3 separate regions of the Mus musculus genome follow, and regions 1 and 2 are each linked to region 3. A link is a loop called in an ENCODE intact Hi-C map of the cell type or tissue named here. Cell type or tissue: gastrocnemius. All regions are shown on one strand.

Evidence for each region. Peaks named below come from ENCODE experiments on the same cell type or tissue, not always from the same donor. Only the 100,000 strongest peaks of a DNase experiment are listed, where the experiment ranks them.
Region 1: it touches region 3 in a loop (4-fold over the local background); 17 of 42 quality-filtered maps call a loop at or near these places.
Region 2: it touches region 3 in a loop (4-fold over the local background); 18 of 42 quality-filtered maps call a loop at or near these places.

Annotation. Positions count from the first base shown.
Region 1 is chr3:69,483,300-69,485,799 of GRCm38, forward strand. The region is part of intron 1 of Ppm1l (protein phosphatase 1 (formerly 2C)-like); the gene reads left to right. Among named protein-coding and RNA genes, the nearest start is that of Gm52607, 22 kb to the left of the region's middle. In gastrocnemius, a CTCF peak has its summit at 1,389; DNase peaks (open chromatin) are centred at 1,035 and 1,512; H3K27ac peaks cover 193 bases.
Region 2 is chr3:69,490,047-69,492,546 of GRCm38, forward strand. The region is part of intron 1 of Ppm1l (protein phosphatase 1 (formerly 2C)-like); the gene reads left to right. Among named protein-coding and RNA genes, the nearest start is that of Gm52607, 29 kb to the left of the region's middle. In gastrocnemius, a CTCF peak has its summit at 1,099 (motif pointing right); a DNase peak (open chromatin) is centred at 1,435; H3K27ac peaks cover 430 bases.
Region 3 is chr3:69,700,772-69,703,271 of GRCm38, forward strand. No RefSeq gene overlaps it. Among named protein-coding and RNA genes, the nearest start is that of Nmd3, 20 kb to the right of the region's middle. In gastrocnemius, a CTCF peak has its summit at 1,346 (motif pointing left); no DNase peak of the experiment used is centred here.

The DNA of each region.
Region 1 (2,500 bases), 220 kb before region 3:
AGATGCTAGCTTTTATTTCTTTTGTCTTGAATGCCAAAGAAACTCGGAGTCTTCTTTGATTGGTCTCTAACAAATAAAAAGAGTCTTAATGCACGTGTTCGGTGTGTCTACGTTTTTTTAGCGTGTGACTTCTGAAGTTTTGCCTACGCAAAATATTTATGATGGTGGTCTAGATTGTTGCTAGAGTGTTCGAGGGCACACCAGTGAGCGTACGTGTCTGGCAGGGTTGTAGTGAAAGTTTAATGAGGTAGTCTCTAGAGCACCGAGCGTCGAGCCCATGACACAGCAAGAACTCAGTACACTAGCCGGCTGGTTAGGAGCGCGGCTGGCCCACCCAGGAGGGTAAGTGAAGTTGCTTCCAGTTTTCCCAGCTCTCCTCCAAGGAGGGCTGGTAGGTGGATGGACTCTGGCCACTGTAAATGTTCCCACTGGACTTCCTCTTGGGAACTGAGATTCTCACAGTGGGAAATATTAGCCCATTCTAGATATGAGTCTATATGTCTTTCTCAAATTCTCTGTGATGGGGAACTTCCTTCATTCAACAAGACCTGCATGAGAGGCTAGTGAGGTGTGGGGGTTTGGAGAGGGGAGCCCGTTAGACCTCTGTCCTGCTCAATTGAAAATGCCACTTTCCTATCCCACAGCGGGGAGCGCTCGCACATTTTGCAGTAGAGAAACGTTCATTTTAGCCTGCGTCTGTTGTCATTGCAAATGAGCGGTTTAAAACTAGAATATTTCAGATTTGTCCAATGTTTATGTGTTTGATTTCTCTACCTGTGAAATTACCAATTCTGTGTTCTCATGGCTCCAGTTTTCCCACACTTTAAAAATCACGCTGACATAGCTGGCTGTTACCTCTTACCCCTCCTACCCCACTGCCTGTCCTAAGTTCTTGGCACAGCCTGGCTCTCTAGGCAAGCCGAAGGCTACCCTAGGCTATTAGGTTCCTTGGTTGTCTCTCTTGAAAGAGCATCCTTACGTCTGTTAGCATGTGGTCCCTCACCTCTCCCCTAGCCCCACAGCATGCTTGGAGCGGGCACGGCGCCCCTCCCCCAACATGTATCCTCAACATCTAAAATAGTGTTCCCTTGGCATGTACAATAAAAATGAACAGCAAAGAGGCCGTCCTAGCCCTGGACTGTGCACCGACCTATCCAGCTGTGTTTTTTTGGAGCTGGCAGTAGGCATCTTTTCTTTCTATGGTCTACGACCGATTTGCCTATTGAGAGCTAAGGATCTGTCACTTTGTGTTTACATAAGCAGGTGCGCTCGCTGCTGAAATTACAGCCTTTCCATGCAATTAGGTATCCTTTTCTTCTCTTTTCTAAAATAAGATGTCCTTTTGAGTTCTGTGTGTAGTTACACATTCCTGCCGGTGATTCCAGCTTCCCTTCCTTCTGCCTGCATCCTGGTGCAGTGCTCTGGCTGACTTGGCTGAGGTGAGGGTGCTCTTCTGACCATGCCAGGGTACATTCAAGAGCAAATTGTGGTGTGGTTTCACACAGCTTTCTAAGGGTTGCTTGACTGCCCACAAGCTGCCGGGAAGAATGTCAGTGCCGTCTGGTATCTCCTAAGACAGTCACTTTGCTTCAGAGTGGGGAGGGCTCCGGCTCTCTGAGGCTCAGCAAACTGCCAATTCTAAATGACAGAAAAAGGAGCCTGTGGCAATGTCAATGCATATAGTCAGTTTTTTTTTATAAGAATTAAAAATATTATAGGTTAGCAGGGTGGCTCAGTGGGCTAAGTCAGCCCTGGCAAAGCCTGATAGCCTGACTTCAAGCCCCAGAACCACTATAGTAGCGGGAAAGAAGGAAGCTTGCAATTTGTCCTCTGGGCACCCCACAGACTTGCATGCACATACACAAATACGTGATACATATAATTTAATAAAATAGGTTAGTAATAGTAGTAATTAAAACAACAACATCAACAATAACAACAACAACCTTTACAAGCTAGAGAGTCCTGGGATATGCACAAGGGCTGTTGTAAAGGGCCTGGTACAACCCTAGGAGTCTGTCAGAACTTACTGTAAAGCTGGGTAGAAATCCATGCTACATTGTATCAAATTCAACTAGCAGGTGCGATCCAGAGTTCTCCCTCTCAAATACATAGCCCAAGTTAAAACAGATTTGAACCAAGGATAGAGCAAACCCCATGACTAATTTTAAAGGAAGCCACCCCCCTCCCTACCCCAACAAACTGACAGTTGGAGTTCTAACCCACAAAGATGCTGATCAAGGCCAGCCACCTAATTCGGTAAAGAACACAGAGGCCTTTCCCTTGTGTGCATCTACTGAGACTTTCCTGTGACCATGATATCTTTCTGAGTTTCAGGGAGACGGATCATAAAGGTACTTGCTGTCCAGCTAGATGACCTGAGCTGAATGATTGGGGGTGAGGGTGGGGGTTCTCATTGAGTTAGTCATGAGACACTAAATAAAATTATCACCAAGTCACTGAGTAGAAAGTTCAACCCTTCTTATTCCATTTCATATAA
Region 2 (2,500 bases), 210 kb before region 3:
ATTCTAGTCCTTGCCATTTTGTTCCACACCACTTACAGTTTCTTGAAGGCAGCTTTGCCATCCTTGAAGCTGCAGCTACGATCACTTCTCTGCCATTTATTTTCCTGAAGAGCTCTAACATTAGTCAAAGCCCTTCAGTAGCTTTTGGCATGGGAGATTTGGGGATGGGAGCTCGGAGTTGTGGTTGTTGGTGTTCGCTAAGATGGGAGATAGGTGGAGAGGTTGAAGACTTTTAATAGTGTAGTGTGTAGCTTCAATTGGCTCTGCTCTTTCAGCACACCCATCAGCACAGCCACGTCTAATTCCCTGCTGCATCCGGTTCTGGGAAATTAAAATTCACTTTCAGTGTTTCTCTTTCCCAGCTACCACCATGCTTTGCTCAAGTGTTCTCACTGACTGGGTCTCAGTGAGGAGCCACTTTACCTTGTAACATGATCACCATGTAGACACTGCTTTCTGTTTTTAAAATGGTGTGAGTGAGAGCGTGCGTGCGTGCGTGAGTGTGTGTGTGTGTGTGTGTGTGTGTGTGTGTGTGTGAGAATGTGTGCCTGTGCATGTGTGTCTGTGTATATGTGTGTGAGTATATGTGTGTGCCTGTGTGTGTGTATGTGTGTGTGTGTATGTGCATGTGTGTATGTGTGTGTGAGAATGTTTGTGTGTATGTGTGTGTATATGTGTGTGTATGTGTATATGCGTGTGTGTGCATATGTGTGTGTGTGTAAAGTTTAGTTTTAGCAGCCCCCTACTCAACCAGGTTTAAATTAATTTGTCCTCTGTAAGCCTGTTTCCCTATCTTTAAAACCCATTAAAGTTCTTGTGTAGGTGAAATAATAACATTTAAAATATTCAGGATATTGCCGGTACAGAGAAACAGTCTTATATGATCTGAAAATTGCAGAAAAGTAACTATGTTTTTAAGTCATCCGAACTTTTACTAATAAGATAACTGATGAAAACACGTTACCGTAGCTCAACCCATTTCCCCTCACACATGGAATAAATAAACTGTTTTTCAATTTCCACTTACTGTGAACATTTTCTCATATAGGTTATTCTTTCCTAACATTTTAATGACTGTGTTATATCTGAAGGGACCAGCAGTGGGCACAAGACACCCAAGACCGGGCTCTCAGTACAAAGGAGATTTATGTCCCCAGAGGGACAGAGGGCAGGGATAAGGGACAAACCTAGGAGGTAGAGGAAGGGGAGAAGAAAGGGACAAGGGAGAGGGGAGGGACATTTGCCCCAAGGAACAAAGGACTGCATCTGGATAGAGAGGAGACAGGTGGTTTCCAGCACCCACACAGCAGCTCTCAGCCACCTCTAATCTGTGTTCCAGGGCATCTGGTGCCCTCCTGGCTACACCCATGTTATGATCTCACAGACAAGCAGCCATGCATAGGGAGGGAGTGAAGTCCTGAACAAATGCAGTTCTGGGTCACGGCGTTCCTTGGCATGAGCCACCCATGTCAAGGAGCAAGGCCTCCAAGGCACGTGACACTGGCAAAGCCTTCCTCCTCTAGGAAAGGAAAGCCCTTCCCCTGGTCCTGGTCTGAGGAGGAGGGATTTACTACTGTGTGTAAAAATTAGCCAATGCAGCTACCTCCTGGGTGTTTGAGCCTGAGACTGCTCATCCACAGCTACTGAGACTAGCTAATTTCTCCTCCTTGGTGGCTGGACATAATAAACAGTTTGAGGTTCCTGGTTGTTGTAATAGGTATGGCTCCATCAAAATGGGCACATTCCACACAACTCTAGCTTTTCTGTGTACGTGTGTCCATCCTTGCTGCCCCTACTCAGGTTTCCATGGCCAAGCCATGCTGGGGATGGCAGATGTGACGCAATGTGTGTGCACATACTTGCATGCATAAAAAGTATCTTTTCAAGGTAAATGTATGCTTATCTTATTTAACTTCTCTTATGTTTAAGTAATTTAAAAGTAACTAATTTTTTTAAGTTACTGAGCAAAGCATTGGTCTCATCATGGCATTTTCCAAACAAGAATTGTTTTTCCTCCTCTTCCTTCTCCCCAGCCCTCCTCCTCTAGCTCACGCACTTCCACCTCTAGTATTCTCTTTTCTGCTTTCACACATGTGATCAACAATTGAACTTTAATAAACACGTTCTCACACAAGGCTACACAGTCATCTTTGAATGTTACTTTTTTTTTTTATTCCTAGAAAAAACAACTACCAGGTGTGAATAGCTTTCAGCTTTTCGTTGCCTTTGTGCAGTGTCTGTCCATAAGTGTGGTCTGGTTTACCCTTCAGCTGCCAGTGTGGAAGGCTGCCCTCCCATCCTTCTGGTTTAGTGCGTGTGCAGTGACCTCCATTCCTACTGGCCTCTCTGAACTCATACTCGCTGTCTTCTAGATCCCTTTTCTCATCCTCCAGTAAGTGCTTCTTACCTCCCAGTTTGGCTTGGCAAATCTCAGCACACTAGTTTCTGAGTATTCTTCCCACATTTCCTTCCCCATCTTAATAGCTCTCCCTAGAGACTC
Region 3 (2,500 bases):
ATGTGCACTCGCATATATATATATATATATATATATATATATATATATGTATACATATACATATATAAATGAATATTATATATATGTATATATATATATATATGTATACATATACATATATAAATGAATATTATATATATGTATATATATATATATATATATATATGAAGAATGCACACATAGTTTGTGAACTGTTTTCTATCCCTACCGTATTTAATAATTTTACCCTAATAATCTAGTTGGTAGTTACTAAAAACAGTGTTGAGTCGTATTTACTAAGAACAGGGTTGAGTCTTTCAGATAACCACTTCAGCAGACTTCCCATCAATCCTATTCCTTTTTTCTACTCTACCATCTATTTTCTGATGTTGCTAATTGGTTCAATGATGCCTTCTACAGCTCTGTTCTCCTCCCCTTTCCAGCACAAGATCCCACTAGATTCAACTAGTATGCTATCTTTATTTATCATGGGTTTCTTTTGTCTAAATATGAAAAGTTTTCTTGGCTTTTATTGACTATGATGACATAGATTTTTGAGAAATTAACTTTTTTTTTAAAAGAAAGTTAGAACAGTCCTTATTTTGTGTCTGTCTGATCCCTTCTCCTGATTGCATTCAGAGTGGTCATTCTGAGCAGAATACTCCATAGGGGATGCTGTAGCCTGTGGGTATCACATCCAGAGAATAGTCCATAGGGGATGCTGTAGCCTGTGGGCATCACACCCTGAGGCATACATTCTGTGCCATCTCTCAGTTGTTACTTTAATCTTATGTTTGTGATTGCGGTTGTCTGAATTGTTTACACTGTAGCTACAAGAGGTTTGTTGCTGTTTGTTTCTAGTTAGCATGTAGAGTGATAGGTTCCATAAGAATTTTCATATATACTTGTTTTGTTTGACCGCTTGCCGTCTCCCTGACCTTCATCTCTGTTTAAGTTCTTCTACCCCCATCTCCCTGACCTTTAACCCTGTTTAAATCCTCCCACCTCCACCTCCTTGACCTTCATCCCTGTTTGAATCTTTCCACCTTCAGTATTGCCCTTCCACTTTAAAGTCGTATGCACTTCATTACTCTCCTGCCCTTATTCCTTAAAACTCTTTCCTTCCCTCTTCAGGGCCCCTTTCTGGTTCCATGACCTAACTCACTTCCACAGAAACACACATGCATAATGTTAGAAGCTAGGATGTGCATGTATCAAAGAATATGTGATACTTGTTTTTTTCTGGGTCACTTATTTCACTTCATCTATTTCTGAGTTCTATCCAGGTGTGGTTAGAAGGCACAATAACATTAAAGAAAAAAGTGGTTTTTCCCAGAGACCAAATGGTGTAAAGATGCCCCCTTGTGGAAGGTTAGGTTCTCTTTACAATCAAATGGAAAGAGTGAGAAACCTTTCTTTATAAAGTTCTTTGTTCTATAAGTGCTACATAAATCCATTTGTGATGGGAAGCTGTCGCCTTTGGTATGAACAACAGAACCAGTAATAAAATGAGGAATTAAGTTCCACACAGATATTTTTTTCTTAAAATATCCTATTAGATATATTTATTTTATTATTTTATGTGTCTGTGTGTTTGAGCTACACATATGTAAGTGCACCATATGTGTGCCTGGTACCAAGGAGCCCAGAAATGGGTGTTAAAATTCCCTGGGACTTGAATTACAAAGGTTGTGATCCACCATATGGTTACTGGGAATCAAACCTGGGTCCAGTGCAAAAGTACCAAGGTCTCTTAACTGCTGAACCAACCTTCCAGGCCCCAAGATTATCTATTCCTGAAAGAATTCTATTTATTTTAATTGCTTCAAGATGCATTAGCCTATAAAAAGAACATCTTGTAAGTTGTCCTGGCACCAAAATCTGTGGTTTTCTCTATTCAAAAATAGTATTTGTTGGGTTAGCATGATAGCTCAGGGGGTAAAGACATTTACTGCTAAGATTGAGGAACTGAGTTCAGTTCCAGGAAGCCACACAGTGCCCCCACACAAATAAATAAGTTTAAAAAGAAAAGAATATTGAATTTAAAAAATAGTATCTATGATTCAATCTACCTTTTCTGGTAAGCTTATATAAGTAAATATTGATATCCTATTGATAATCAGAATGTAGTGTTATCAGAATCTACTTAAAATGTAGATTTCTATTATTTTTAGATTTATTTATTTATTGTTTTATGTGCCTAAGTGCTTTACCTTAGTGTATATGTGTCTACGGTGTGTACCATGTGTGTGCTTTGTGCCCATGGAGGCCCGGAGAGATTATCAGGTCCCCTTAGACTGGAGTGACAGACAGTTGTGAGATGTCTTATGAATGCTGAGAATCAGACCTAGGTCCTCTGCAAGAATAGCAAGGGCTCTATCACTTATCCCAGTAACCAGCCCCCAGGTCTACGTTTATGAAAGAAACTGTTTTAATGTTAAGAAAGAAAATCCTTTGCGAAGCTTCAAGAGAGCTAATGGTATGAGTCTATAAAAGGAAGATAGAAATGTTAATAACTTCT